Regions from separate parts of the Homo sapiens genome. Here all the other regions are linked to region 4. Evidence: chromatin loops called from intact Hi-C (ENCODE). Cell type or tissue: heart right ventricle. All regions are shown on one strand. Links, peaks and the distances in the headings refer to the core of each region. The heading gives the core; the rest is flanking DNA.

Region 1 (6,440 bases), core at 623-5,622, 310 kb before region 4:
TTAAGGTCTCATGGGATTAGATGAGGCTCACCCAGAATATTTCCCTATTTTAAGGCTAATTGTGCCATGTAACCTAAGCTAATTACAGAGGTGACATCTCATCATGTGCACAGACGGGTTCCAGGGAGCCAGGCAGGACATCTCTGGGGTGCTGGATTTACTGTGCTGCACACTAGAGAAGGTACATTTTTATCAGACACCCTCTATTTTCTTTTTCTTTTTTTTTTTTTTTTTTTGTTTTTGAGATGGAGTCTCACTCTGTGGCCCAGGCTGGAGTGCAGTGGCGTGATGCCGGCTCACTGCAACCTCTACCTCCCGGATTCAAGCAATTCTCATGCCTCAGCCTCCCGAGTAACTGGGATTACAGGGATGTGCCACCATGCTGGGCTCATTTTTTCTATTTTTAGTAGAGACAGGGTTTCACCAAGTTGGCCAGGTTGGTCTTGAATTCCTGACCTCAAGTGGTCCACCCACCTCGGCCTCCCAAAATGCTGCGATTATAGGCATGAGCCACCGCGCCCAGACCCACCTCTATTTTCTAAGTGCTAAACAACATGGCTCCAAAGCATAACTGAAAAGCAGGTTAGTTGCTCATCGCATGCAGAGTCCAATGAACAAGCGCGAGGTCTGGTGTAAGAAAAGTGAATGTATTCCAAAGGTAGCTTGGGGAAGGGACACAACGCGTCCTGCCTTTACATGTGCTGCTTCACCTTTGGAGCAGTAACATGGACACTTTTATAAGGTCGGGGGTGAGCAAGTATGCAAGGCAGGCGTTCCCCTGTTGCCCCGTATCTTATCTACTGGATAATTGAGTTGGTGCCTTCCCAGGCAGAAATAACTTGTAAAAGTGGCCAAGCGGGAATGCTTTCGACATACCCTCCTGGAGGATGAAGGTCACTTCCAGTTTGCAGAGCAGAAGTTCTAAGGTCACCCCATGGAGGTAAAAGTTCCGTGGCAGGTACGCTTCAGTCTGGAAATCAACTGTCAGCAAATCGACTGTCAGCTCTCAAGGAAAAGATCTGTCTTGGAGCCGTTGAAGAAATTGCCCTGAAGGGAATTACCCTGAAGGGAATGTCTAGGGGGAGGTGAACGGTTACATTTGCATTTCTGAAGGGCTGAGTAGGAAACGGGAAGGAGGGAAAGGGGAGAGAATAGAAAATAATAATTAAAAAAAAAGTAATTCATTCCGTTTTTCTTAGAAAAAATGGGAGCATTTGGTTACAAAAATACATAAAATCTAGCAAGAAACATTCGACTAGGTCTGCGGGAGCTGAGCTATCTGAGCTGAGCCTGGCCTCCCCATCAGCGCTTAGCAAATTGCAGGTGGTCTTAACAAATTGCAGGCAGTCATGGTGGACAGGCAGCTGTTTCCAGACTTGCCTCCATCCTCCAGACCCTAGCACGTGTCTGAGTGGTGGCTAACATGCAGCTTTTGCAGTCAGGCCACCTGAGAGCAATCTCAACCTGCCCCTTTCCAGCTAGGCAGCTCCAGTATGGGGAGTGGCTGTTTTATATTTCTGTCCTGCATCAGCCCCTGAGGCAGGCATCCCTGTACTTTCACTTCTGTGAGCCCACACATCTCCTTGCTGGTCGCAACCAGTTCGAGCAGACTTTCTTTTTTCCTTTTCTTTCCTTCTTTTTATTATTATTATTTTTTTTGAGACAGGGTCTCATTCTGTCACCCAGGCTGGAGTGCATGGGCACTGTAACCTCAACCTCCCAGGATCCTCCCATCTCAGCTCCCCTCCGCAACCCTCAGTGGCTGGGACTACAGGTGCTCATGCCACCATGCCTGGCTGATTTTTGTACTTTTTTGTAGAGGTGGTGTTTCACCATGTTGCCAGGCTGGTCTCAAACTCCTGAGCTCAAGCGATCTGCCCATCTAGGCCTCTTAAAGTGCTGGGGTTACAGGTGCGAGCCACCAAGCCCAACTGAGCAGAATCTCATGTCACTTGAAACCAAACATATCCTTACCATCGTTGGCTTTATATATTAAGATTTTATGAAAAAATGATTATTGTGTCATTTGTCTATGAGATCAGATACTAAACAATTAGAACAGCAAACTGTATCCTGCTATCCAAGGCCTTAGTTCTGACCTCACCAGGCCTCTGAGGGTGGGCCCCCAGTAGGGATTTTTGAGGTCCTGAAGGGGCTGCACTCACCTCCCTGGCCGGTGAAACAAGATCATTTCTCCTTCCCTGGTAGAGGCCCCTAAGGTGGCCCTGAGGGTCTCGAAGCCCCCTCACTCCCTCCGAGGCTGTCGGGATCTCGCACATTTCTCCTAAGCCTCAGGCCTGAGCTTGGTGGAAAGGCTCACGGAGGAAAGTCTTCCTTACACAGATGAGCCAGAGAAAGGAACGAGCAGCCCCTGGAATCTCAGTGCCAGGAAGCAGTTCCTGTTAACAGCTTGGTGTGGCGCTTTCCAGCTTAAATCCGCATAAAAAAGATGCCTTGGGGTACAAGTAATGGAGTTCCAGATTTCACACAACCTGCTCAAATCGTGCAGTCTCCCATCCACCTCAGCGTCACGATGCCCCCGGCGGTCAGTTGGGGGCGCTCCCTGCCCTCTTCTGGGATTGCCAGGGCGGGGACTCACCCAGCCCTCCAGCCCGGCCAGCCCCTTGCTCCTCGCGGGGCCCCGCCCCGACCCGCGGCCCTGCAGCCGGCACTGGGAGGTCTACGCCGCCTTACCCCACGCCTCGCGCAGCTCCGCGGGCTGGTCTCGAGGGGAGATGCCCTCGCTCGGGGCGCGCACCGGGTGGCGCCGAGATGCCCACCTCCTCCGCAGGCCCCCGGGATCCATCGGATGCCACCCCCACCACACACACAGGGCTCCCCCACCCTCGACAGCCGAACGCGTTGTCCCCTGCACAGCCCAGGCGGGTTCCGCGAGGGGCTCTGGGTCGCACCGCGCCCCGGGACGCCCGCGCCCACCCAGCAGCTCCTGGCTGCCCGGCGACGAGGAGCCGCGGGGGGCAGGCGGAGCCCGAGGGGGGCAGCTTCGCCATGGGTGAGGGCAGGGATTCCACGCATTCCTGTGGGATTCGGCCGCACCGAGGAAAAACAAAGCCAAGGTGATTTGTGATAGGTCACAGGCTGCACGGCAGGGTCAGTCAATCCCAGCCCAGGCCGGTAGTTCCCAACTTGAGTCACCTGGGAGCGATAAAAAATGCCTGGGCTCGCGCCCCACCCACTCACTCATTCGGATTCATTCTGTCTGGTTGCGATCTGGACTAGATATTTTCTCAAATTCCCGGGGGGCAAAACCCTCTAAAAGGATTGAGCTCTAAGCTTTGGCTCACTTTGGAAGGGTCTTCAGTGAGTATACAATGTATTCCAAGATTCAAGTTTTGTTTTAGAAATATAAGCAAAAATTGCATTCTGTTCGATAATGTATCTGTGTTCATTTTCACATAAAGGCAATTGGTAAAAGACAATTTTCAGAAAAAGGTAGATTCATGACCCTTGTTCAGAAATAAAAAATGAGCATGTATTAAAGATTTATTTTACTCATAAAAAGGACAAGGTAGATGTTATATCTGGTTCAAAGGAGACATCAAAAAGCACAAATTTATATGGAGTGAAGGAATTGAATTGCAAACAGCGGCAAACTGGTTTTTCCACCGTGGGGGTGTTGGTGGGGGGTGGAAGAGAAGTCAATGGAAGCTTCACCTGACAAGACAGTTTGCAAAGCCCTCAGTACTTGCAACTTAAAAAGAGGTGCAAAATAGCTCAAAGACCGTGAATGGGGCTGGAAGCAGACAGGTCTGGCTGTGCTTTAGATAATGTATAGTGTTTCACTGGAACAGAAAAGTTTTTCTTCACAATAGCTTAAATAACTCTCTGGAAACATTTATTTCTTACAGCCCTAATAACGCTGGGCTCCCCCAACCATCACAGTTTCAATCGCTCATTGGACATAACATTTTCCTCCTTTTAGACAGAAACAACAAACACAGATATTTGTGACTAAGTTACTGCTAAGGAAAAAGGATGGGAGGCTGGAGGCTCTTGGGAGACAGTAGAGTATGGGGGTTAGGTGTGCAGGGCACAGAGTTCAAATCGTGCCTGTCACACAATAGCCGTGGGATCCTTCTCTTAGAGCCCTCCATTTCTTACTTTGAACATGGTGTATAACAGGATTCCAGAAGCTTCCCCCTGCTCCTTCTCAGTTTAGGTGCACAGAATAAGTCACCTAGGAACAGCTTTCTTTGTTAAGAGTAGGATTCTTTGAGTGGTCTCCTTTAGTTATGTAAATGTGGCTGAGTAGGCACCCATTACCCTGGGGGAAGAGTGGAACTGGACTTTTTGAGGACTGACAAAGGCTACCCCTTTTCAAGGCCCCTTGGAATGCACAGCCAGTTGCCGGGGAGGAGGGAACCATTTTGCAAAGCCAGGGCCTTTGAGGAGGAAAGAGTTAAGACCCTGGGACCAACTAAAATCTACTGTCTAAAAAGTTGCTTCACCAGGCCAGAGAGAACCTGAGTCTGTGGGATTCCCCCACAGACTGTGTAGCTGACTGGGGGGCCACAGGACCCAGCACCCCTGGCATGCTGCTGCTCTCTGGGGAAAGGTCGTTGAGCTTGTGAGGGTGACTGAGAGAAGGGTAACTTTGTTTTGGAAGCATAGGCCCCACCGCAGCCTGTGCAGTGAAGGTAGCCAAGCCTCAGAAGCCACAGGACTGTGCAGGCCCGCTGTTCCACAGCGCCCCTGTGTGGAGAGAGAGGGAACAACTGGAGATGACTGCTCAGACTTTCCAGAGAACCCTCTCTTTGGAGGAGGGAAATCCCTGAGGTTCTTGGACAATTTGAGAGTGGGTTCCAAGAGGCTGATATTGGATTTTTCTGCCAATAATGGTACATGAGGGATTTGAGCAATCAATGAGAAAAATTAAAAAGTAACCATATTTGTACCCTGAGTTAAAGTCATATTGACTACACGTTAAATGTTTACCAGGGTGCCTGGCATATGAAATGTGCTCCATAAAATGTCAGTTGTTATCATTACCAGGAAGCAAAACTAAATGCCTGATTTTCCAGAGTGGGGCCCCACTGGAGCTGGCCAGAATGGGCCAAAGTGCGCCAGAGGGAGGGGTGGAGGTGCCTCAAAACTGCCCTCTGCTCCCTCAGGCTGCCGTGAACCCCTGCTCTTTGTCCCTTTGTGCTCAGGATAAAGTTAAAGTACTCCTGAACCTAGAAGACCTGAGAAACTGCCCTGCCTGCCTCCCAGCCTCCCACCCCTTCTCTCACCCCAGGTCCAGCCCCGAGAGGAGCTCCTTTCCGCTTCAGAATGCATCCACCCTGCTCCCAGCAGCCCTTGGTATATGTGGTTCCCTCTGCCTCATCCTTCAGGGGCAGCTGAACCCATAACCGTCTCTGGGCCTCCACCTGGGCCTGGGTCCTGTGGCCTGTACACCTCCATTTTCTGGGTGTCCCTGGGCTGCCCTCTCCCATGCTGAACTGTGAGCCCCAATCCCCTCTCTGCAGCCCAGAGCAGGACCTGGCTTCTGAGGATGAGGAGGGGCAAATAGGGCTGGCATCACAGTCGCAGGCCTCCCTCAGAAGCTCCCAGCACTTGGTTTAATGCTCAATGCTCTGCTGTGGCAATCTTAAATTCTTTTTTTTTTTTTTTTTTTTTTTGAGACAGTGTCTCGCTCTGTCACCCAGGCTGGAGTGCAGTGATGCGATCACAGCTCACTGCAGCCTCGACCTCCTGGGCTCAAGGGATCCTCCCACCTCAGCATCCCGAGGCAATCTCTGGCAACCTTGGCCCCAGACAGGTGCGTGCCACCACTCTGAGGTAATTTTAAAATTTTTTAAGAAAAAAATTAGCCAGGCGTGGTGGTGGGTGCCTGTAGTCCCAGCTACTCGGGAGGCTGAGGCAGCAGAATGGCGCGAACCTGGGAAGCAGAGCTTGCAGTGAGCTGAGATCGCACCACTGCACTCCAGCCTGGGCGACAGAATGAGACCTCTGTCTCAAAAAAAAAAAATTTTTTTTTTTGTAGAGACAGGGGTCTCTCTATGTTGCCCAGGCTGGTCCCAAATTCCTGGGCTCAAGCCATCCTCCCACCTCAGCCTCCCAAAGTGTTGGGATTACAGGCGTGAGCCTGACCTTTAAAATTCTTAATACCTTTTTAAAACCAGGGTCCTGTAATTTCATTTTGCACTGGGCTCTGCAAATTATGCAGCCGGCTGGCCAAGAGAGAACTGTGGGAAGACCTGTGCTGAGGAGGGAGAAATAGCAGTGTAGCAGGATGAGTCGCAGACAAAACTCCTCAGACACCAGATTAAAGAAGGAAGAGGTTTTTATTCGGCCGGGAGCGTCAGCAGACTCGCGTCTTAAGAGCCGAGCTCCCCGAGAAAGAAACTCCTAGCCCTTTTAAGAGCTTACAACTCTAAGGGGTCCACGTGAAAGGGTCATAATAGATCAAGTAAGCG
Region 2 (6,440 bases), core at 577-5,576, 88 kb before region 4:
CATGTTGCCCAGGCTGGTCTCAAACTCCTGAGCTCAAGCCATCTGCCTGCCTCAGCCTCCCAAAGTGCTGGGATTATACATATTACTGCACCCGACTTCAACCATCTTTTTAATTTCAACTAGTTTGGACCTGCATGGTGGCTCATGCCTGTAATCCCAGCACTTTGGGAGGCCAAGGTGGGAGAATTGCTTGAGGCCAGGAGTTTCAGACCAGCCTACACAACATAGCAACATCCATCTGTACAAAAAAAAAAAATCCGTCTGTACAAAAAAAAAATTATTTTAATTAATAAACTGGTTCAAGTTGGGTTTCTGTCACTTGCAACCAAAAGAGACCAGACTAACATAGACACAATTTCTATATGTCTGTTTGAGATAGGAAAAACCAAACTGACTGCTTTTACTCTTCTCACACTCAACACATTTTTTTTTTTTTGAGACAGAGTCTAACTCTGTTGCCCAGGCTAGAGTGAAGTGGCACAGTCATAGCTTGCTGCAGCCTCAGCTTCCAGGCTCAAGTGATCCTCCTGCCTCAGCCTCCCAAGTAGCTGCTGGGACCACAAGCACGCACCACTATGCTCGGCTTTTTCTTTTTTTTTTTTTCCTTAGAGGTGGGGTCCCACTTTGTTGCCCAGGCTGGTCTCGAACGCCTAGGCTCAAGCGATCCTCCCGCTTTGGCCTCCCAAAGTGCTGGGATTATAGGTGTGAGCCACCATGCCCGTCCTCAACACAATGCTTCTGACAGCAGATGTGTGGAGGTTTTTCCTTACACACTAAGCAACTATCCAGCAGACACTAACTGGTTGTCCTACAATTCAATTCTGATACTAGCTAATGACTGGAGTTAGAATCAGATCCCATAGGTCAAAGGCTCAGTCCCACAAGACTGTCCCCCACCTCAGATGCCAGTCAAAAGTAGCAGTTGTCATCTGTACTTCTAACCAAATGGCTATAAATGAGGGTTCCATTAATTTACTAGGATGGCTCATAGAAGGAAACACTCACATGTACTGGCTCATTATAAAGAATGTGACAAAGGTTACAGATAAACAGCCAGATGAGATGGTACCCAGGGCAAAGGATGGGGGCGCAGACCTTCCATGCCCACTCCAGGTACCTCCATGGTTCAGCAGTCTAGAAGCTCTTCAAACGCTGTGGTTGAGGGATTTTTACAGAGGCTTCGTAATGCAGGCACAATCGATTGTTATTATTATTATTATTATTTTTGAGACGGAGTTTCACTCTTTGTTGCCCAGGCTGGAGTGCAATGGTGCAATCTCAGCTCACTGCAACCTCCGCCTCCGGGGTTCAAACGATTCTCCTGCCTCAGCCTCCCAAGTAGCTGGGATTACAGGCATGCGCCACCACGCCCAGCTGATTTTGTATTTTTAGTAGAGACAGGGTTTCTCCATGTTGGTCAGGCTGGTCTCGAACTTCCGATCTCAGGTGATCTGCCTGCCTTGGCCTCCCAAAGTGCTGGGATTACAGGCGTGAGCCACTGCGCCTGGTCGGCACAATCAATTATCAACTCAATCTCTGGCTTTTCTCCCCATCCCAGAAGATGGGGATGGGGCTGAAAGTTCCAAGCTTCTAACCTTGGCTTGGTTTTTCTGGTGACCAGCCCACCAAGAGTCATCTCATTAGAATACTAGATGTTCCCATCACCCATGAAATTCCAAGGGATTAGGACCCTTTATCAGGAGCAAGGGACAAAGACCAAATAGAACAAAAAGATCCACCTAGTGCCCCATCACTCAGGAAATGACAAGAATTTTAGGAGCTCTGTGCCAGGAGCCAGGGGCAGAGATCAATTATATATTTTTCCTTTCTTTTTCTTTCTTTCTTTTTTTTTTTTTTTTTGTTAGACAGAGTTTTGCTGTTGTCACCCAGGCTGGAGTGCAGTGGTGCAATCTCAGCTCACTGCAACCTCTGCTTCTTGGGTTCAAATGATTCTCCTGCCTCAGCCTCCCGAGTAGCTGTGATTACAGGTGCGTGCCCCCCACGCCCACCTAGTTTTTGTATTTTTAGTAGAGACAGGGTTTCACCATGTTGGCCAGGCTGGTCTCGAACTCCTGACCTCAGGTGATCTGCCCGCCTCAGCCTCTCAAAGTGCTAGGATTACAGGTGTGAGCCACCGTACCCGGCCTAATTATATATTTTTCTTATTTCACAATGTCATATCAACTAAAAGTGGCCTCAGCAATGGGGGTGGTGGTTCATTTTCTTATAATAAATACAGAAGTAGCTGGCTTCTTACCAGCAGCTCAAGTTGTCAAGGATCTGGGTTGGTTCTGAATTGTATCATCCCCGTGACTAGGTGTGATATGGAACAAATAGATACGGTTTGATACAGTTTAAAAATAATTAAACTACTATAATTCCTTAGTTATAATTTAAGACTTTCTTTGAATCCTGAACACTTGTGTAAGCATAATGCCAGTATTTAGGTGGAAAATCTCTGACTCAATCTCAGTCTGTTTAACTTATTCGATGTGTTCTCGTGGGAGTACAAAGGATACTTTTGTCACAAGAGGCAAAACTGCTTAGTTCTGAAGCTTCCTCCAGGCAGTCTCTAGGTTGGCTCTGCTGTGTATATTCCATGAGTTCATAGCAATACACTGAACCAGCTGCCTCAGCTTCCCCACTCTTAGGACCTGCCAAAGCATCCCATTTGCCCCAAATGTTCTTGTTTGACCACTCCAGTTTTCCCAAAATGGGATACATACTGCCAATGGGCCCAAGATGACTTTCTAAATTGTTTAATTATGAAAATTTCAAACATATGCAAAACCAGAGGATGGTTTAGTGAATCGCCATACACCCATCTCTCAGATTCTAGAATTATAATGACACTGGTGCTGGGAAAAACTTAACCTCAAATTAAATCCTTGGAATATGCTGAACACTTTAGCCAATATCTTCAGCCTTGCATAGGACATCGAAGGGACTGGTGGAGCTCTAGATTCTGGTGGGGGACACAGCTGATTCTTCTGCAGCCTAGAGCCCTCTGTGGGCCCTAGCCCTGAGTACTTTAGGGGCAGGAGGGTCACACTCCTCTGTGGCCTGCTACACACAGTTCATGAATGAAGTCATCTTTGCAGGCAAAGCAGGCATCTTTCTGGCTGCTGTCTTTGTTGGAAGGCAAAGAGCTGAGACCACAAGCAAAGAGGGAGAGTTGGTAAATGTTACTTTCCTGAGTTGCATAAAAGGGTGAAGCCACCTAAATTAAGCACACTGAGCCTGACCCACCCAGGCAGACCAGCGGCCAGCTAGACTAAACGCAGTTGCCTCATCCGGGAGCTCCTGCAGGGGGAGTTCAGACCAAGAGCATGTTTCTGGGCAGGCCCAGCGCCTGGATCTAATCAGTGGGATGGAGGAGGAACATACTGAAATGCCCGGCGTAAATCAAGAGATGAATTACAAGATGCTGCTTAAGCGAACATTTCCTTCCAGGAAAGTTGGATCTTGGTCGCTGCTCAAAACTCATGATGTGTGGGGTATGCAGGTCCATTCATCTTCCCAGCCCGGAGTCCATGTAGGGGTGGAGGAACAATTGTCTCCCAAAGGCTGCTTCTCCTCCCACTCCCCTTCCCAAAGCTGTTTATATCTGGAAGCTGAAGATTTCTTGGAAGGAGAGCACACCGGGTGGAAATATTCATCTCCCAAAAGAGCTCTCGGTGGGCGGTAAAGCAGGCGACCCCTGAAAGTCACTGAGCAGCCACTGTGGCCTCTAGTGTGTGTCCTTCCTCCCCTGTCCCAAGGATGTGAGCCGCATCACTGCCCCAATCGTTCTGTGGCCTGGAGGAGGTTGGCAGAAAAACTCAGGCCTCAAAATGAACATCTGGAAGAGCAAGCCTGGATTCCCAGGTGGTTTCCAAGCAGGCACACTTGGAGAGATTGCTAGGGCTTTCATCAGTGGTGTTCATAGACATACTCACTTAAGACTTTTCATGACGACTGTCACTTTCTTTTTTATTTTTTATTTTTTTTGAGATGGAGTCTGGCTCTGTCGCCCAGGCTAGAGTGCAGTGGCGCGATCTCGGCTCACTGCAAGCTCTGCCTCCCGGGTTCACGCCATTCTCCTGCCTCAGCCTCCCGAGTAGCTGGGACTACAGGCACACGCTGCCGTGCCGGCTAATTTTTTGTGTTTTTTCGTAGAGACGGGGTTTCACCATGTTAGCCAGGATGGTCTCGATCTCCTGACCTCGTGATCCGCCCGCCTCAGCCTCCCAAAGTACTGGGATTACAGGCATGAGCCACTGCGCCCGGCCGAGGACTGTCACTTTCTAAGCAAGTTTAAAAAAGCACATCACAGGGCACAGGATGTTAGCCCAGAGGGTGGCATGTTGGTTTAAGCTGGAGGAATAGATGCTAAAGTGACCACATTTGGGTAGTTTCCTGGCAGGTCAACACACCTGGGTGACCAGCAAGATGTGGCACACAGAGAACATCTTTTTTTTTTTTTTTTTTGAGATGGAGTTTCACTCTTGTCACCCAGGCTGGAGTGCAATGGTACAATCTCAGCTCACTGCAACCTCCGCCTCTCGGGGTCAAGAGATTCTCCTGCCTCAGCCTCCTGAGTAGCTGGGATTATAGGCACGTGCCACCACACCCAGCTAATTTTTGTATTTTTAGCAGAGAAGGGTTTTGACCATGTTGATCAGGCTGGTCTCGAACTCCTGACCTCGTGATCTGCCTGACTCTGTCTCAAAGAAAAAAAAAAAGAAAAGAAACGCAAATCTTCTGGCTCAGCAGTCTGGGTGCCTCTGCTGGAACTCAAGGGTCCTAGGCAGGGCCCCTGCAGCATCTGCGGCCAAGAAAGCCGAGCTGCGGGCCCACTGGGTACCCCAGCCAACTCCAAGGAGAGACCCGCGGCCAGTGCAGGCGGGGCAGCCCCCCCAGGGCCCTGCTCCGCGGAGGATAAATGTCTCAGCGGGAGCATCCGGCCGGCGGAGCAGCCCGGGAAGCGGCCCAGACGCAGCCAGACTGGCGTGGGGGCCAGTTCCCGATCTGGGTCCCGGCGGGGGGAGCGAGCCCGTCCCGCGGCCTCCAGCCAAGAGAAGCGAGCGAGGGGCTGCAGGGATTTTTACCCAGTGGCCTGACACTTAACGAAGGGTGGGTCACTGCAGTGATCTCCGGCGTGGGAAGGATTGGGGTTGGCTGCGGCGGGAGACTCAGGTAGAGTCTTGGGGAACAGCCAGCACAGCCCGACCTGGCCCCAGGTGCACCCCCACCTCCCTTAGGCCGTCATTTCCAGCAACACAGCGCCATCTCTGCCAGCCCAGCGGTCAGGACGGCGAGAGGCGCCCAGAAAACATACGCCCTGCAATGGAGAGTCAGTCCCCACCCGGGCGTCCTGGGTTCCCTGTTTTCCTCCCATCACCGACCCCCAAGCCGCCCCCTCTCAACACGCCCCGGCTTAGCCCCCAGCCCCTGACTGTGGAGCTGCCCTGGCCGGCCGGCAGCCCTGGCCCACCCGGGTCCCTTACTGCACGTTCTCTCTGGTCCGGCCCCTGGCCCTTTCCCTCCCTGCCTGAACTCCTTACAAAGGACAGATCAGAGCTGTCCGGTGTCTTAGGAAAGAAGAGATCCTTCACATTCAGTGATAGGAACTTGTCTCGAAACAGCTTAAGCCAAAAGGGCTTTCTTTGGCTCACATCCCTGAGAAGTCAGGGGTGGAGCTGGCCCCGCTGGGCAGGGCTGGAAGTAGGACTTTACAGTGCCCTCGGTCTTTGGGCTTCCGTCCCGCTCTCTCCCTCTCCGCTCCGCTTTCAGCCCTGTGTGGGACTGGGACTGCATGTCCGCTCTGCCTGGGTAACCTTGGGTCTGCTGAGAACCAGAGAGGAGCCACCAAGGCCTTCCAGGGTCTTCCCTGGAGGCTGGGAGCCTAGTCCTTACCCTGGCATGGCTGCACCCTCTTGACTTTCTAAAATGCCTCTGAGTGTATTGGATAAAGGATCCTTTTTGACTCGAGCTCTTCACACTGATCACTTGCAAGGCAGAGTCTGCACTCTTACAGGCTCCCTGGCAGAGCCAGCCTCCATCCCAGGCCTCCCTTCCTGCCCACGAAGCAGAGTTCTAAGCAGGAGGAAAGAACAAGTGGCTGAATCTCAGCTCCGGGGGCCCCCTCCTCCCTCCCTCCCTCCCTCTGTGAGCAGGGGCTCAGCCGTGTCCTCCTATTTCTCCAGGTCCTGGAAAGGGGCCCCGGGATCCTGGGGGAGGTGCTGAAGGAGGCAGTTGTGCTGAAGTTATGTGCAGTGTGGCGGCAGCTTGTCCAGGCTCAGACACTTCTAGTAAATGGAGTTAAGTCACCCACTCCCCTAGGTATTTGCGGCCCCTGCTTTGAATCAAGGCGTAGAAGCTATCCAGAAAAAGGTGACATGAGCCCTGCCCACCCTTTAGATTTAAGCAAACCCTATCTGAGGACTGGGGCTGTCCTG
Region 3 (6,440 bases), core at 1,079-6,078, 98 kb before region 4:
CTCAGCCCAAAGCAGTTGCCCGTAACCCCAGAGGAATGAAAAGGTCTGGGCTCTAATGTTAACCATGCCATTCACTGGCACCTGATCTGAGACAACTCACTGAAGTGCAGAGCCTTTCTTCATCTATAAAATTCAGAATGTGTCAGAACTCATCGAATTTTTTTTTTGAGATGGGATCTCACTCCGTTGCCCAGGATGGAGTGCAATGGTGCAATCATAGCTCACTGCAAGCTAAAACTCCTGGGTTCAAGGGATCCTCCCTCCTCAGCCTCCCCAGTGGCTAGAACTATAGGTGCATGCCACCATACCCAGGTAATTTTTTTTTTTTTTTTTTTAAGTAGAGACAGGGAGACAGGGTCTTACTAAGCTGCCAAACTCCTGGGTAATGCAATCCTCCCGCCTTGGCCTCCCAAAATGCTGGGATTATAGGCGTGAGCCACCACACTCAGTCAGATCTCTTCTGAGTCTGTAACCTTACATTTTTCTGCCACTGCCTCCCCACCTCCTTTCTCTCCACTTCAATCCAATTTCTACACTTTTAACAAGTGAGCATTCCCCTCCTGCTTGGGACCCTCCTGTGGTTCCAGCGCCCTCCAGATGAAGGCCAGGCTCCTTAGGCTCAACTCCCAAAGCCCTAGACAACTTGGCCTCTGACACACTCCCATTTGTTCTGTAAACCTGAGCCACACTGGCCACTGTGTGGTTCCTGTGGACACCCACTGAACACCCAAAGCACACGCCTGCCCTCGTGAACTCTGGCTCACTGCCCTTCCTTCAGATACGTCTCATTCAGGTCTCTGCCTAACTGTCACCTCCTCAGAGAGTCTTGCCCTGACCACCCTTTCTAAGAGGTCGGCCCATCACTTCTCAGCCCTTTGTACTGCTTGATTTTTCTCAACAGCACCTGACAGGTGTTCCCCTGTGCCTAGACCAGTGCCTGGCACACAGTACAGGCTCAAAAACATGGACGGAGTGGAAATTGATTCCAGACATGAAGAAAACAGCGCAAGGAAAGGGACAGAACCTGAAGGAGACGGGTATGGGGTTATTTTAGATAGAGTGGTTGATGGCCTCACTGGGAATGTGACATTTCAGCAAAGATTGAGCACCTGGATCTGGGGAAGATGGCTTTGTTAGTGCACAGGCCTCAGGCTGAAGAGCTCTGCAGTCTTGGGGTATTGGGATGTAGCTAGGGGTGAGGCAGACAGCAGCAGGCAATGGGGGGCCGGGGCCAGGTCAGGTGGGCCTTACAGAGCTGGTAAGTGGCTTGGACATTAGGCTGACAGTAACAGGAGGCTCAGAGAGAGTATGGAGGAGGGGACTGACACCACTGATGTCCTTTTTTTTTTTTTTTTTTTTTCCTGAGACAGAGTTTCCCTCTGTTGCCCAGGCTAGAGTGCAGTGACATGATCATAGCTCACTGCAGCCTCAAACTCCTGGACTCAAGCAGTCCTCCCACCTCAGCCTCCTGAGTAGCTGGGCCTACAGAGTGTGCCACTATGCCCCAAGTCTTTTGTTTTCTGGTTTTTTCATTTGTTTGGTTTTTGGTGAGGTTTTTTTTTGTTTGTTTGTTTTTGAGACAGAGTCTCGCTGTTGTTGCTTGGGCTGGAGTAGAATGGCACAATCTTGGCTCACTGCAACCTCCACCTCCGGGGTTCCAGCAATTCTCCTGCTTCAGCCTCCCGAGTAGCTGGGATTACAGGCACCCGCCACCATGCCTAGCTAATTTTTGTATTTTTAGTAGAGACGGGGTTTTACCACGTTGGCCAGGCTGGTCTCGAACTCCTGACCTCAGGTGATCCACCTGCCTCGGCCTCCCAAAGTGCTGGGATTACAGGCATGAGCCACCACGCCCAGCCTTGGTTTTTTCAGAGACAGGATTTCACCATTGCTCAGGCTGGTCTTGAACTCCTGGGCTCAATCCTCCCTCCTCTGCCTCCCAAAGTGCTGGGATTACAGGGGTGAGCCACCACGCCCGGCTGCTGATGTCCATTTTTTAATATGCATGTTGCCTGCTCTACAGAGAAGACTGGAGGGGAGTGGGAAGAGGGAGATGAGTACTGCTCAGGCCACGCCAGCCATGAGCATCATTTGGATAAGCAAGAGGGGCCATGAGCGCTGTGAGTCCAGATGGAAAAGGCAGAAGAGGCACAATCTGCAGACCAGTTAGTTGTGGGACATGAGGGGAAGAAGGGAAGGAAGAACCCTGGGATCTGAGCAGCTGGCCGAAGAGTATGTGATTTGCTGAGTCAACGAAAACCTGGGGAAGGACTGTTTTGAGGTCAAACCAAGAGCTCTGTTTTGGCTATAAGTCTGAGCTGCCTGTTAGACATTCCAGTGGAGGTTCCGAAATGGTCAGTGGGTATTGTAAGAACCAAAGAAAGAGGAGAGAGGAGAGAAACACGAAGGGTGGCTCGACAGTCAACAGGTTTATTTCAAACCTGGGAGGGACTTCCGACCGAGTTAGGTCAGAGCCACACTCTCCTACAGACTAAGAGTTTTTAAGGATTCAGGGTGGGAGAGTTTATCAAAGGCTTGAACTGTTTCTGTGTCTCTCTGTTGTGCTTATCTGGGAGGGAGAGTTGTGTGTCTGTTCCTATACAACTTTCTGCAGCTGCAGGCATACCCCCCAAGTCTGCTTTTAGCTTCCCTTAGTGCACCTGAAGGGAACAGAATGTCCTTATTAAGGCCCACTGTTATACTGAGGCCCATTGTAAGAGGGTGAAGTTTGGCCGTTACCCAGGAAACAAACCTGTTGACTGTCAAGTCACCCTTCGTGTTTCTCTCCTCTTTCTTTAATTCTTACAGATATATGAGCCTGGAGTTTAAGGGAGAAGCAGGAACGGCATTCAGAGGGATAGCAGAGAATATGGGTGCTGAGCAAAGACACAGATTTAGTGATTAGAAGTGAAACAGGCTGGGTGCAGTGGCTCACACCTGTAATCTTGGCACTTTGGGACACCAAGGCAGGCAGATCACTTGAGCTCATGAGTTCGAGACCAGCCTGGGCAACGTGGTGAAACCTCATCTCTACAGAAATACAAAAATTAGCTGGGTGTGGTGGTGTGTGCCTGTAATCCCAGCTACTGGGGAGGATGAGACAGGAGGATCACTTGAACCAGGAAGGTCAAGGCTGTAGTGAGCCGGGATCACGCCATGGCACTCCAGCCTAGGTGACAAAGTAAGACCCTGTCTCAAAAAAAAAAAAAAAAAAAAAGTGAAACAAGAAACAAGATCAGCTGGGCACGGTGGCTCACGCCTGTAATCCCAGCACTTTGGGAGGCCAAGGCAGGCAGATCGCCTGATGCTGGGAGTTCAAGACCAGCCTGACCAGCATGGTAAAACCCCATCTCTACTAAAAATACAAAAATTAGCCGGGTGTGGTGGCAGGCACCTGTAATCCCAGCTACTCTGGAAGCTGAGGCAGGAGAATCGCTTGAACCCAGGAAGTGGAGGTTGCAATGAGCCGAGATCGTGCCATTGCACTCCATCCTGGGCAACAGAGTGAGACTCTGTCAAAAAAAAAAAAAAAAGAAAGAAAGAAAAAAGGTCATCGGCTGCAAGTAAGAAGCATGGTGACAGTTCGAAGAGAAGGGAGAGTGGGAACGGAAGGGAGGGTGGGAACCAAAGCGACTACAGCAACATGGCAGGGTTGCTGGTATTATAGTCCATTTAAGATCTCTGCACTTGAATCTAAAATGGAATCAGTCTGCACAGTTTTGCAGCTCTTCTCCAGGCACTTTCAGCTATCTGAGTTAGGTTAACCAATGTGAGAGGTTCTTCTAGAAGAGAGAGGAAAGGGAAAACAGTACAACCACGATGGGACACTGGAACTAATCAGGTTAAGAATGGGGGAGGGGAACACACATAAGGCGGCTGCAGAGCAGTGAGGAAGCAGTGGGGTCTGAGACCTGCTGAAGGAGGCACATTCCAGTGAGTGTGAAAGATGGAAAGGAGTGGGCAGAGAGTGGGACAGATGCCTGAAGGCAAGACTTTGAAGGTGACTAGTACTAAAAAGCTCCCGACCACGGGAGTGGGCAGATGAGGAGGATGGAGGAAAGAGACGCCTGCAAGTAAGGAGGATGAAGAAACTGGAGGGGCCAGGATGTGGAAACCCCCAAAAGTGAAGTAAAAGAGATGAAGGGATAGGCAGCCAGCCGGGTGCTGGAGGCTCCAAGGGAACTGGAGAGACTTGCCCTGGGAAGTGGCTACCTCAGGGAGGGCTGGCAAGGGGTATGGCATCTGCCATGTGCTTCAAAGGAGCTGGGGTTTGTGAAGGAGTGGGTAGTGATCTGGAAGCAGTAATGAGGAGCAGGGAGGACACCTCCCCATGCACCACACCAGCCCTGCCAGATGCAAAAGGGGAGAGAAGAAAGGCAGCTGCTCCTGGGGGACACCCACCTCTCCAGCCTTTTTCTGGACCATGCCTCCAATCCATCCACCTCCCCCTACCTGATCCCTCTCCTTGCTCCCTTCCACCAATCCCACACTGGACCCTGCCAACAGCGAACTCCTGGCCATTCCCCCATGCAACAAGCTCTTCCAGGATCCTAAGCCTGTGGTTGATGTATGCTCTGCCCCCCCAGGCAAACATGACTCATGATTCTAAGCCAAGCCAGATTTAATCTCTTTTCAAGAAGTCTTCCATGAAAAACCCCTCCCTTCTTTCCCTACCAAGGCTTTTTTTTTTTTTTCTTTTTCTGAGATGGAGTTTAGCTCTGTTGCCCAGGCTGGAGTGCAGTGGCGGGATCTCGGCTCACTGCAACCTCCACCTCCTGGGTTCAAGTGATTCTCCCACCTCAGCCTCCCAAGTAGCTGGGGTTATAGGCATGCGCCATGACGCCCAGCTAATTTTGTTGTTTTGAGATGGAGTTTCACTTTTGCCGCCCAGGCTGGAGTGCAAAGGTGCAATCTGGCTCACTGCAACCTCTGCCTCCCAGGTTCAAGTGATTCTCCTGCCTCAGCCTCCCAAGTATATGGGATTACAGGCGTCCGCCACCAACGCCCAGCTAATTTTTGTATTTTTAGTAGAGACAGGGTTTCACCAGGTTGGCCAGGCTGGTCTTGAACTCCTGACCTCAAGCGATTCACCCACCCAAAGTGCAGGGATTACAGGCATGAGCCACTGCACCTGGCACTTCTTATAACCCTGTTCACAAAGACAGGGAGCTGTATTTCAACTTCATATCCCCAGAACCTAACAGAGTGTCTAGTAAGCAAGAAAGGTACTCAAGGCATATAATGAATAAATGAAGCCGGAGCTGAGGGGATGTCATTTTAAAGGCCCTGGAACGGGAAAAGTGAGTTTCTGAGAATTTGAAACCTTGAGGCCAACCTCAAGGCCTTTGCGCATATTACTCTCTCCGCCTAGAACACTCTTCCCTCTCTTCACCTGGTTAACCACTGTGCCTAATAAACATCACCTCCTTAGAGTAGACCTCCCTAAGCCGTTTAAATAGTATCTGCTGTGATCAACTGTCATTGAATGTGAGTGCTGCTGGGTATCCTATTACTCAACATTCTTAGAAATTACAGAATTGGCCAGGCACAGTGGCTCACACCTGTAATCCCAACACTTTGGGAGGCTGAGGCAGGCGGATCACCTGAGGTCAGGAGTTCGAGACCAGCCTGATCAACATGGTGGAACCCCATCTCTACTAAAAATACAAAAATTAGCCGGGCGTGGTGGCGTCTGCACCTGTAATCCCAGCTACCAGGGAGGCTGAGGCAAGAGAATCGCTTGAACCCAGGAGGTGGAGGTTGCAGTGAGCCGAGATCATGCCACTCCACTCCAGCCTGAGCGACAGGGAAAGACTCCGTCTCAAAAAAAGGAAAAGAAAAAGAAATTACAGAATTTTCTCTAAACTTTTATATCATAATAGGTATCATTTATTGAAGGTATATGGTATGCCAGGCAATGTGCAAAATGTTTTACATTTAACCTTCATAGTAAACCTGACAGGTGAATATAGTTTATATTTTCCCATTCCAGATGAGGCAATTTGAGGCCCAGGAAGTCTGACACACTCCCAACAGCCACAGTAAGTGACTAAGCGGCTGAAAAGAACCACTACACAGTATTTCCCAAAGTCTGGACCACCTAAATCAGAATCAGCTGGCACGCTTGTGCAAATGAAAATTCCTGCCTCCACCCTGGTCTTACTGAACACCGTGGCAGGCACCATGCCCAGAAATCTGCCTTTTAAACAAGCTCCCTGAGTGACTTTTACACACTCTCAAGTTTGAGAACCAGTGCTCTCCTTTATGCGGAAACTAAGAAAAACTTTTCCAGTTACATTTGGGGATTGCAGCGGCAGCTTTTGAATTCCTATATAAGAAAGATTTAGGGCCCACAAACGGGTGGGATTATGGGATTTGTATGGAAGCCGAATCTGCATAGCACGCATCCTGTTTTTCCTAAGATTAGGTGAAGTCTGGAC
Region 4 (6,440 bases), core at 787-5,786:
CTTTCAGTATATTATTTTGCACTGTTAGATCTCAGAATGAGTCCAACCTGTGCCACTTACCAGACAGCTGATTAAATTTAGGAAAAATACTTAATTTCTTCAAGCCCCAGTATTCTCATCTGCATTTTATACAATTCTTATGAGGATGAGTACATAGAAGGCACTAAGTAAATGGTAGACAATTCAATCTACTTTTGATATATATTTTAATGCTCCTGTTATAAGTGCAAATTTAGACTAAGGGGGTCTGCAGTGAAGATAACTCATACCTTAGCTTTTCCTTTTCAGGTTCACCCATATTTGTCCCTCGACCTATGACTCTATTGCTGTCCTTCTGCAGGCAACTCAGTTTAGGATAATTGCCTTAAGAAATGTATTGGCTACGGAGAATCTCAGTGTATAAGTGAACAAGGCATATATTTTCACAGTGGCAGAATCCTTTGCTAGAATGCGGCTCTAATACATAAATCCTGATCTGTTATGATTCCTTACTGGCTATATATAATCTGCTGGGAAGAGTATATCATACACATTTAATTCCTAAATCATCAAAGCTTTAGGTATGTTTCCCTACTACTAGTCTAAGATTTTTCAGCAGCATTAGGGATGGTTATCTCACATAAGAGGCAAAATAATTTACATTCCTTAAAAAAAAATCATTCTCTATTTTGGTTTTTGGTTCTGGTCTCTAATATGATGGATTTGGCATATGTTAAGATTTATATTCTTGCCAAGGTATGTTGAGATTAAGTTTTCAGTTATCACTATGACAGTATTCCAAATTCTGTATTTTATGCATCTGAAGGCATACATAATTGTTTCAGGAAATCTATACACCAGAGTTGGCAGGCAATCACATTGCCAAAACTCTACCCATAGATAACAATCTAGATCAAAAGAACTATCTTCTCACATGCTTTGTACTGCCTCCAAATTTGTGTGCTTAAATATACGCACACCTACAGAATTAGCCACAACACCTATAAACTGTTTCATGTCAAACCCTTAAGAAAAATTTCCTTGCTTACAATTTTTTTTTTCTTTTTTTGAGACAGATTCTCACTCTGTTACCCAGGCTGGAGTGCAGTGGCGCAATCTTGGCTCACTGCAACCTCCGCCTCCTGACTTCAAGTGATTCTCATGCCTCAGCCTCCTGAGTAGCTGGCATTACAGGTGCCCGCCCCCACACCTGGCTAACTTTTGTATTTTCAGTACAGATGGGGTTTCGCTGTGTTGGTCAGCCTGGTCTCCACTCCTGGCCCCAAGCTATCTGCCTGCCTTGGCCTCCCAAAGTGCTGGGATTACAGGTGTGAGTCACCATGTCTAGCTCTTGCTTACAATTAACCCAGAGATCTTTCTATAGTTAATGAGAGACCTTTCTACTATTTCCAGAATATTCTAGAAAGTGAAACATAACTCCACTATTGACTATTTCTGAAAAGTACAACCAAGCCACAAACTCTTACCACTTCGATGCAGAACTGGTATTTCCATTTTATGAATACTTTAAAGAGATGTATAATTTGAAAGCAAATCTCAGCAGTTAAACACCCTTACGTAACAAAAGAACTCCAGTTAATAGTCTTATCTTAGAAGAAAAGGAACAGATTATAACTATTTAGAATAATTTTGAAAAAAAAAAAAAAACCTTTTTATTCCATGTTACTGCCAATTAATGGAGAGAAGAAAACAAAGATGTAGAAAAAAAAAATGAAAATGACAAAAAGTAAGGAAAAGTCAAGCACCCAGACAGAAACACAAAGATACTGGGGCAAAAACAGAGAACAGTATACAGAGAATATGTATCAAATTGATATAGAATTGTGAATGGAGATGTAAAGATGATCATGAAGTTAGTGTTAGTGTTAGTGGTAACTGGTTCACTATGAGGGTTTCTTCAAATTATGAGGATCAATGATGATGTAACATTTTTATATTCAAGGAATCACTTTGTGTGGTCTAAAAAACAGTTGCACAAAGAATCTGTTGTTCATCTTGCAAGATCCGTATCTAAAAGCTTATGAATTTATACACTGAGAAACATTTAATGCCATATTATAACAGCCTAAGTCATAGCACCCTGCAAGGGACCACCAAGACTGTCTGATTTTAAGAAATGTCCATATCAGATTATCAATTTGTTCATTATAGAAACTTAATATCAACAGATATACAAAGACCAATTCTTTTGACTTTCTTCATTTTCCTTTCCAGTGTCAAGTTAAAATAATTCAGATTCTACTCACTTCCAAATGAGTTTTCAGAAGTCAATGACATGAACAGTACTGCATAAGTTGTTATAATAATAAAATCTGCCTTTGAAAGTACTAACAATGGGCCCAACAATCACTTATTTATTAGATGTTCCACTAGAGAACATTTATTTAGATAAAAATTAATGTACTATGTTCATTTCAATTAAGCAAGAATAGTTATCAAATTAATTTTTTACTTTTATTTACAAGCATTATGAACAAATAACAATCTACAAATATCAGAAGGAAGAAATAAAATACTGTAACACCCTGGACTATCCTAAGAATAAAGGAGATAATATACATAAGAATTTTACACAAAGACAATTTTATCTTAGTTGTTGAACTACAAATATGTGTTTACTAACATGTTTTTAGTATTCATATCCAATAAGTATACTTGAAAAGAAGTTTTTAAAAATTATGAAGAAATAAACTCTTAAAACATGGTATAAGACCAAATGTCCACAAATTCATTTTAAAAGGGAAATCTAAAGGGGGGAAAAAAGATGGAGAGCATGCTACGACAGTAAATGATGTCACTTCAGAAAACATGTACCAGTCTTAGGATATAGGACAGACACTTCTCAAATATTAAAGTTAATAAGGAAAATTAAGAATAAAGCTGTTTTATCACAGCCACTCAAAAAGATGGTGCTCTGACTGAAAGCAAGGTGGAGAAAGCACTGGTCTATCATGAAGCCTGTTTAGAATCTCAGTATTTAGCTTTATGACAGTGGGGAAATTTATTAAACATTTTGGAATTCAATTTCCTTATCTTTAAAAAAAATGTGAATACTGGTTTCTTCTACTTTAAAAAATTCTCACTCTAGGGAAATGGCAGTAAACTAAAACTTAGAGAACATAGAGAGGATTTTTAACTCCAGCTCTTTAAACAGGTCAATTATATTTAATTTTCATTTATAAAATAAATTTTAGACAAAATTTTTCCAGTTCCCACTTCTTAAAGATTCGTTTTATGAAAAGAGAACCAAGAATGGTCCCTTAGAAGTAGCAAGCACATAAATAACTTATTTGACTATACTATGTAGTGGAAAACTCAGCAAAACCTAAGCAGCTCACGGGAGACATCTGCTGCTGAAACTGGGAACTTAACCTGTGTTAGCTACAGGAAATAAAAGGGCAGACATGAATTTTGTTAACTAGAGAGCAAAGCACCATCAGATTAAAAATGGAAGAAAAACAGTTTTAAATGACCGTCAACTTCCTATGTGGCAGAATATAAACACCAAGCCACTGATTTATATTGTTATAAAATATAAAGTCACTGACAATACAAAACATTAACTGACAGGAAACAAAACAACTTAAGAGTCAAACATGAGTAGGATGCTTTACACAACCCAAGAGATACTAAGGGTATACCTGGAAGAATATACTTTCCATACTAAAATTATCTAGTTCTCTGATAATTCACACAAAGAACCCACTCTGGATGGCCATGACAGACCATTTTCTCATTTTTTAATTGTGTCTAATCTCTACAGCAAGAATAGGGAAAGGTTAGGGTCACAGCTTGGCTACATGATATGCTAAGATAACAGGAAGGAAATAGAAGTAATTAAATTTTATTTTGCTTCCATCTTTTCTCTCAAGGAGAATAATTTTTAGACAGAAAGACTGATCAAACACAAAACAGATAAAGAGTCTAGTTGCCTTAGATGAGTTCCAGTCACAAAGCTAAATGAATCACCTCCTAGAAATAGAACAAATTTGTGTATGTAATTATGAAACCAAATTTTGGAAGAAAAACAGAAAACTGCAAAGTACAAAAAGAATGTAAATGATGAAGTATTCCAATATTTTAAAAGAGAAAAGAAGAGATAGGGTTCAAGAAGTTCAAAGTGTGGAGTCTGTGGCAGATCTTTTGACAAAATGCAGAATAGCTTAATACACATAGGTTTTGCCAGATCTCAGAAGAGGCCTCGAAGAACACTGGACACTTCTATGAAAAGTGTAACTTAAGAAACAATCAGGCCCAATAAGTCACATAACCCGTTTAGAGGTGCCAGACTAGTAGACTTGGGTAAATATTATGTCATAAGGATTTTGTGAAAATTGTCTAGAGTCTTTATGAAAAAGTTGGCAAAATGAGAGTTAGAGGATAACACAGTGAAGACCAGTATTTGATTAACAATCATATTCAAGAAAACTGGTGTAAGAAGAAATACCATGCTATATGGGTCTGTGTTTTGTTCTGTTTTATTCAACATTTCCATCCACGATAGGAAAAAAATATTTTACAGTTTGTAGATGGATGACTTCCTATCTGGGATATTATGGAGAAGACTCTGTACCTAGTTCATAATGGATGTTCAAGAAATTATGTGTTGGATTTGCATACAATTTTTATAACAAAGATTCACTCCCAGGGAACCTGGGGTAGAAAATCTCTTCTAAAGTTTAAAAGGACATAAGACGTATGACTCATCTAACATGCACTTTAGCAACTTACTGTGTAATTTCATAACAAATAAGCTATAACAAATATAATAAATAAGCTATAACAAATATAACAAATATAACAAATAAGCTATAACAGGCAGTATCCATATAACAGTGAGCCTTGAACAATATGGGCTTGAACTGTGTGGGCCCACTAATATGCAATTTTTTTTTCACTAAAAATTACACTGAGTGTACCTACTTCTTCTGCCTCCCCTTCTACCTCCTCCACCTCTTCCACCACTGAGACAGCAAGACCAACCTCTCCTCTTCCTCCTCCACCAACCCAATGTGAGGACAATGGGGTAAAGACCTTTCTGATGATCCGCTTGCACTTCATAGTGAAGACGAGTGTTTTCTCTTCCTTATGATTTTCTTAATAACATTTTCTTTTCTCTAGCTTACCTTACTGTAAGAATATAGTATATAATACATATAACATAAAAATTATATGTTAATTGACTATGTATGTTATCCATAAGGCTTCTGATCAATAATAGGCTATGAGTAGCTAAGTTTTGGGGGAGTCAAAAGTTATACGTGAATTTTCGACAGTGTAAGAGTTGTGGGGTCAGTGATGCTAACTCCCGTATTGTTCAAGGGTCAACTGTATTTTAACTTTATTCTTTAATAAAATACCTCAAGGTATTGTGGGTTTGGTTCTAGACTACTACAATAAAGAGAGTATAGCAGTAAAGTGAGTCACACGAACTTTTTGGTTTCCCAGGGCATATAAAAGTTATGTTTACACTATACTATAGCCTATTAAGTGTGCAACATCATTATGTCCAAAAAAATGTATATACCTCAGTTAAAAAACATAGCCAGACCCAATGGGTGGCTCATGCCTGTAATCCCAGCACTTTGGGAGGTGGAAACAGGAGGATCTCCTAAGGCCAGAGGTCAAGATGAGCCTGGGCAACACAGTGAGACACTGTCTTTGCAAAACAAACAAACCAAAATTAGCCAGGCATGGTGGTGAGTGCCTGTAGTCTCTGCTATTCTACAGTTTTGCCTCAACCCAAGCTCCATAAGCTCAGGTTTGCCTCTGAGCAATGATCACACCACTGCACTCCAGCCTGGGCAGCAGAGGAAGACCCTCTGTATTTAAAAAACAAACAACCCAACAACCTTTATAGCTAAAAAGTGCCACCGACCATCTGAGCCCTCAGTGCATATTCATCTTTATGCTGGTAGAATGTCTTCTCCTGATGTTGGTGGCTTCTGACTGATCAGGGTGGTGGTTGCTGAAAGCTGGGGTGGGTGTGGCAATTTCTTTAAACAAGACAATGAAGTCTGCCACATTAGCTTTTCCTTTCACAAAAGATTTCTCTGTAGCATAAGATGCTGTTTGATGCTATTCTACCCACAACAGAATTTCTTTCAAAAGTGTAGTCAATCCTCTCTTAACTCTGCTGCTACTCTATCAACTAACTTTACTAAATATTCCCAATTCTTTGTTGTAATTTCAACTATGTTTCTTTTCATTAATTTTTTTCTACAGCCTAATCTTGGAAGTGATTGTAGGAGACCGGTCAGGGTGGTGGGAAAAGTTATAAAAATTATAGGGAAAGATGCAAACCTTTCTGGAAGGCCGGGAGGTTTTGCAAAAGCTTCAAAAGAGGATTTAGCTAAAGGCAGTTAAATTCTCTTAAGAGCAAGGGTTAGATAACAAGGGAATGTAAAGGAACTTATCTAGATAAATTTGTTTATTCCTGT
Region 5 (5,782 bases), core at 1-5,000, 350 kb before region 4:
CTGCTCCTGCAGCCCTGGTGCTGACTTGAAGGCTGCTGCAGCTTCTCCTACTTTTAGCAGGTCTGAGGATTATGTCCTGAAGACCACTCTGGAAAGAGGTGCAGGAACAGATTAGTCAGGTTTCCTAGGACAAGGAAGAGCTTCAGGGAAGAGCAGTGGCTAACTCCTGTAATCCCAACACTTGGGGAGGCCGAGGCAGGCAGATCAACTGAGGTCAGGAGTTGAAGACCAGCCTGGCCAACATGGTGAAAGCCCATCTCTACTAAAAATACAAAAATTAGCTGGGCATGGTGGTGTACTCCTGTAGTCCCAGCTACTCAGGAGGCTGAAGCGGGAGAGTCACGTGAACCCGGGAAGCAGAGTGAGCTGAGCACACACTACTATACTCCAGGCTGGGTAACAAAGCGAGACTCCCATCTCCCAAAAAGCAGTTCTGGAATAGAACTCACGCTAGATGGATAGACCAGTGGACACTTTGGAACCTTGGGGCTGGGGAGGAAACTGCCCATCCAGTAAACCCCCAAAAAGCCATTTGTTCTGCACTACGTATATTGCTTATTCTTTCTGGTCTTAAGTACTTGCCTCTCAACCTCCCTTTTTAGTAAAAGACAAGGCCACGTGAGAGGCGGGACTATCAACATTGTGATGAATTTACTTGAAACCCAGTGCCCAAAATCAATGTAGGTAGCCAAGTCCAAAAACCTGTTCTAGTCCAACTAGTGAAATCAAACTGTGATACTTGGATAAGCTTAGAAGGAAACGTGAAGAATACGTAGCTGCTTTGGGTTTACTCTGGTTCAGTTGGGCTGTTGAAATCTTAACATCCTTGGGCTTATCACCTACTGCTTGTCAGCCCTGTTCCATGTCCAGGGGATGGGGGTGGTGACAATCCAGTTCCAAGACCCTCATGCTCTAGAGAGGAAGGTGGCCAGCCAGGGTTGTAACTACGATGAAAAAGCAGTGGGAGGGTCTCCTATGAGGCAAGCCTAAGGACAAAAAGGAAGGCCTTGCAGCCTGTATTCTGGATAAGGAATTAAAAGCTCAGTTAATTGAAGCCCATCAGGCGTGTTGTGGATTAGGTCTGTTAGCTCTTAAATTGCAGCAAAACACATAGTATGAACATAAGTATGAATTTATCTCCAGTGGCTTTCAAGAAAGATCCCGTGAGGCCGGGCACCGTGGGTCATACCTGTAATCCCAACACCTTGGGAAGCCTGGGTGTGGAGATGGCTTGAGACCAGCCTAGACAACAGTGAGACTCCCATCTCTACAAGAAAAATTAGGTGGCCGTGATGGCATAAGCCTGCAGTTCTCAGGAAGCTGAGGTGGGAGGATTGCTTGAGCCCGACACTGCACTCCAGCCTGGGTGACAAACAGCTTGAAAAACCTTGTGACTTGGTGTCTAGGTCTTCTGGAATCTATGAAATGATGCCTCCAGGGCTCTCCTCGGTTCCCTGCAGCCTTCATCCAGGTGAGAATGTGCTGCAGCTGGTTTCTTTGGGAGGCCTGTGGGTTAAAGTAAGCGATAGTCTATATGCCGTGTGGCCATCTACGAATAAGGGCTGGGATTGCTGGTGGCTCTGGTGCAGCACAGTCACTGCTTTTTCCATACTTGGAGAGCCTATGGGAGTGCGATTTTGATAGGGCTTGAATTGCAGGAAGAGCCCATGGCTCCCAAGGTGGGGCTTGCATTTCTATCAAGTAGCTGTTAATAATGGGGCAGTTGCTGGGCAACTGTGTGCTCAGCAGCTGGGCTTTTCCCTCAGCCCCTCTACTAACCTGCTGTGAGGCAAGACAAGGGCAGGACACTAACGTTCCTGTCTCCTGATTCTTTTTCTTTACCATTCCTTAAGAGAAGGAAAGCAGAGACGGTCCAGTCCTGTGATTTCTCAGTGCTTGTTCTAATCATATGTGCTGATTTCCTGTTGAATGAAGATGAAGGCCGGGTGCGGTGGCTCAGGCCTGTAAGCCCAGCACTTTGGGAGGCCAAGGTGGGTGGATCACCTGAGGTTTGGAGTTTGAGACCAGCCTGGCCAACATGGTGAAACCCCATCTCTACTAAAAATACAAAAATTAGCTGGGCATGGTAAGTGGGCGCCTGTAATCCCAGCTACTTGAGAGGCTGAGGCAGGAGAATTGCTTGAACCCAGGAGGCAGAGGCTGCAGTGAGCCGAGATCGCGCCATCGCACTCCAGCCTGGGCGACAACACTGTCTCAAAAAAAAAAAAAAAAAAAAAGATGTAAGGTGGGTTACCCTGCAGGGCCAGAAAGAGACATTGAGGCTTGCGATTAGGGACTGAAGTCAAATTCCCAGTCTTCCCTAGTACCTGTCTCTAGTTTCTGATTTGGAGGTGTTTGGAGCCATTTTAGAAAAGTGATAGTTTTCTTCTGCAAATGGTTGTCGCCACATTTGTCATGTTTCCAGCAGGTGGCAGCATAAGTCCACAAGGATGTGGAAACCTCTGCCGGAGGGAGGCCTGGTGATGAGCTGATGGCAGGCCTTCTAACTCCAAACTCAGCCTCAGATTCCAGACCAGTGGATAGGCCCAGGGAGTCTCCCACCTTGAGTGATGCTGCACAACCCCTGCAAAAGGGGTTTCCAATTGGATCCTACAGCTAAGATTATTTGGAAGCATGTCCTGTGCCCTTTCTCTGAGAGTTACCCCGTTATCTTTGTGTGTCTCACTGTCTCTCATCAGGCTTAAAAAAAATACCAAAGCTTTTCTCACCCCAAAAGACTGTCTCCTGACCTGCCACCTCACACAGTTGTCTCTTCCCTTCATTGCCAAACTTTCAGGATGAGCATACTCTAGCCTTCTCGAAGTGTGGCTTCTGTCCCCCTTCCCCCAGGTGCCAAAGCCAGGAGTCAGCCTTCCCTAGGTTCACCTACTTCCCTGCAGCATCTAACAGACTATCCCTCCTTCCTGCCGAAACTACTCCTCCACCGCTAAGAATTTAGGCAGTAGGGCCAGGCATGGTGGCTCACGCCTGTAATCCCAGCACTTTGGGAGGCCAAGGTGGGTGGATGACCTGAAGTCAGGAGTTCGAGACCAGCCTGACCAACATGGCAAAACCCTGTCTCTACTAAAAATACAAAAATTAGCCAGGTGTGGTGGCAGGCGCCAATAATCTCAGCTACTCCAGAGGCTGAGGCATGAGAATCACTTGAACCTAGGAGGTTGAAGTAAGCCGAGATTGTGCCACTGCACTCCAGCCTGGGCAACAGAGCAAGACTCTGTCTCAAAAAAAAAAAAAAAAAAAAGGGGGCCGGGTGCAGTGGCTCACGCCTGTAATCCCAGCACTTTGGGAGTCCGAGGCGGGCGAATCACGAGGTCAGGAGATGGAGACCATCCTGGCTAACACGGTGAAACCCCATCTCTACTAAAAATACAAAAAATTAGCTGGGCGTGGTGGCGGGCGCCTGTAGTCCCAGCTGCTTGGGAGGCTAAGGCAGGAGAATGGCGTGAACCCAGGAGGCGGAGCTTGCAGTGAGCTGAGATCGCGCCACTGCACTCTAGCCTGGGAGGCAGACAGAGCGAGACTCTATTTCAAAAAAAAAAAAAAAAAAAAAAAAAGGGAATTTAGGCAGTGACCTAGCACTGTGGGAGGCTGAGGTGGGAAGACAGCATGAGCTCAGGAGTTAGAGACCAGTCTGAGCAACATAGCCGGACACGTGTCTCTACCAAAAAAAAAAAAAGAAAAAAAGAACTTAGACACACTAAGGGTTGAAGTGGAGAGGAAGGAAAAGAACAAATCCTCAAGGATTGCAGCCATTTAAAAGCCCAGTTCCATCCAATTCATAGATGGGAACAAATGGCTGTCCCCACTGATCAGGTCACCAACCCAGTAATGGGGGGAGTAAGAGGCCAGGAGGGTTACCCTATTTCTGATCCCCGTACATGGAAACATGAAAAGAAATGCATGCTCCCTCTGACAGGGGGGACTTTGTTTTGTTCACTGTGCTGTTCCGAGCCTAGAAGAGAGGCTAACACATAGTAGGTGCTCAGCAAGTTTCCCAGGGGAAACACCTTCCCCCCAACTTACTGTAAGGTCAGGTAGCAACAGGAAGGGATCATTAGGCCAGGAGTTTTATTTTTAAAGATACTTTTAGGCCGGGCGCGGTGGCTCACACCTGTAATCCCAGGACTTTGGGAGGCCGAGGCGGGTGGATCACGAGGTCAGGAGATCGAGACCATCCTGGCCAACACAGTGAAACCCCGTCTCTACTAAAAATACAAAAAATTAGCTGGGCGTGGTGGCGGGCGCCTGTAGTCCCAGCTGCTCGGGAGGCTGAGGCAGGAGAAATGGCATGAACCCAGGAGGCGGAGGTTGCAGTGAGCCGAGATCACGCCACTGCACTCCAGCCTGGGCAACAGAGCAAGACTCCGTCTCAAAAATAAATAAATAAATAAAGATAAAGATACTTTTATTTTTAAAATTTTTTATTTTTTTACATATAAGGTCTCACTCTGTGGCCCAGGCTGGAGTGCAGTGGCACAATCATGGCTCACTGCAGCCTTGGCCTCCCGAGCTCAAGCAATCCTCCTACCTCAGTCTCTCGAGTAGCTTAGTGGTGGGGATTACATATGTGCACCACCACGCCTGGCTAATTAAAAAAAAAAAAATGTTTTTATAGAGACAGTGTCTCACTGCATTACCCAGGCTGGTCTCAAACTTCTGGGCTCAAGCAGTCCTCCCGTCTTGGCCTCCCCAAGTGTTAGGATTACAGGTGTGAGCCACTGCACCTGGCCAACATATTTTTAAAGTTATTTTTACTTTATTATTTTTTAAAATGAGATGAGGTCTCACTTTGTTGCCCAGGCTAGAGTACAAAGATGTTATCATAGCACAGTACGGCCTTGAACTCCTGGGCTCAAGTGATCCCACTTTAGCCTCCCCAATAGCTGACTACAGGCACATACCACTGCATCCAGTTTAAATTCTTAATGTTTTTGTACCAAGGATTCTTTTGGGAGTCTGGTGAAGCCTTTGAACCCTTTTCAGAATAATATTTTCTAAATCACTTTAAAATATAAAAGGAATACAAGGGAGACCAATTATATTGAAATTAGTTATTAAAATATTTGAGCACAACTTATGTGATAGAATTATAGATATGTTCATTAATGGATTAGGTAAGATTTATTTACATTGAAAACACAGGTAGTTTGGTTCTGGTAGTGATGAAGTGGCTTATAACAGAGTAATCCTTCTGTTGATGACAATTATAAACTCTGGTTAGGCCAGACAGGTGGCTTATACCTGTAATCCTAGCACTTTGGGAGGCCAAGATCTGCGGATTGCTTGAGCCCCCGAGTTTGATACCAGCCTGGGTAACATGGTGAAACTCTGTCTCTACAAAAAATACAAAAATTAGCCAGGCGGGCCTGGCGCAGTGGCTCACACCTGTAATCCCAGCACTTTGGGAGGCCAAGGCGGGCGGATTACCTGAGGTCAGGAGTTCAAGACGAACCTGGTCAACATGGTGAAACCTCACCTCTACTAAAAATACAAAAATTAACCGGGCATGGTGGCGTATGCTTGTAGGCCCAGTTACTCGGGAAGCCGAGGCAGGAGAATCGCTGGAACCTGGGAGGCAGAGGTTGCAGTGAGCCTAGATTGCACCACTGTACTCCAGCCTGGGCAACAGAGCAAGACCTTATATATATAAAAAAAAAAAAAAAAAAAAAAATTAGCCAGGCATGGTGTCACGCTCTTATAGTCCCAGCTACTAGGGAGACTAAAGTGGGAGGATCACCTGAGCCACTGGGGAGGTTGAGGC

What was found. Peaks named below come from ENCODE experiments on the same cell type or tissue, not always from the same donor. Only the 100,000 strongest peaks of a DNase experiment are listed, where the experiment ranks them.
Region 1: it touches region 4 in a loop (4-fold over the local background); 74 of 110 quality-filtered maps call a loop at or near these places.
Region 2: it touches region 4 in a loop (8-fold over the local background); 78 of 110 quality-filtered maps call a loop at or near these places.
Region 3: it touches region 4 in a loop (3-fold over the local background); 77 of 110 quality-filtered maps call a loop at or near these places.
Region 5: it touches region 4 in a loop (10-fold over the local background); 68 of 110 quality-filtered maps call a loop at or near these places.

The regions. Positions count from the first base shown.
Region 1 is chr2:231,408,651-231,415,090 of GRCh38, reverse strand. It overlaps LOC124907997 (a long non-coding RNA gene), which reads right to left and starts at 2,795. Exons shown (of 2, transcript XR_007088118.1): 1 at 2,166-2,795; 2 at 627-1,115. RefSeq lists enhancers at 1-617, 618-1,378, 3,473-4,077, 4,078-4,683 and a silencer at 2,589-2,928. In heart right ventricle, for the core only: CTCF peaks have their summits at 2,539 and 4,687; a DNase peak (open chromatin) is centred at 2,560; H3K4me3 peaks cover 1,400 bases; H3K27me3 peaks cover 1,115 bases.
Region 2 is chr2:231,189,492-231,195,931 of GRCh38, reverse strand. No RefSeq gene overlaps it. Among named protein-coding and RNA genes, the nearest start is that of ARMC9, 5.9 kb to the left of the region's middle. RefSeq lists an enhancer at 3,543-4,423. In heart right ventricle, for the core only: CTCF peaks have their summits at 3,124 and 3,323; DNase peaks (open chromatin) are centred at 3,311, 5,121 and 5,161; H3K4me3 peaks cover 995 bases; H3K27ac peaks cover 3,154 bases; H3K27me3 peaks cover 1,061 bases.
Region 3 is chr2:231,199,097-231,205,536 of GRCh38, reverse strand. All of the region lies in intron 1 of ARMC9 (armadillo repeat containing 9), which reads right to left. Among named protein-coding and RNA genes, the nearest start is that of ARMC9, 3.7 kb to the right of the region's middle. In heart right ventricle, for the core only: no CTCF peak of the experiment used is centred there; no DNase peak of the experiment used is centred there; H3K4me3 peaks cover 120 bases.
Region 4 is chr2:231,101,226-231,107,665 of GRCh38, reverse strand. All of the region lies in intron 16 of PSMD1 (proteasome 26S subunit, non-ATPase 1), which reads right to left. Among named protein-coding and RNA genes, the nearest start is that of HTR2B, 21 kb to the left of the region's middle. In heart right ventricle, for the core only: CTCF peaks have their summits at 3,141 and 3,345; a DNase peak (open chromatin) is centred at 3,345; H3K27ac peaks cover 412 bases.
Region 5 is chr2:231,448,808-231,454,589 of GRCh38, reverse strand. NCL (nucleolin) reads left to right here. Exons shown (of 14, transcript NM_005381.3): 14 at 1-1,059. Among named protein-coding and RNA genes, the nearest start is that of SNORA75, 4.2 kb to the left of the region's middle. RefSeq lists enhancers at 1,659-1,888, 2,298-2,592. In heart right ventricle, for the core only: a CTCF peak has its summit at 2,437 (motif pointing right); a DNase peak (open chromatin) is centred at 2,459.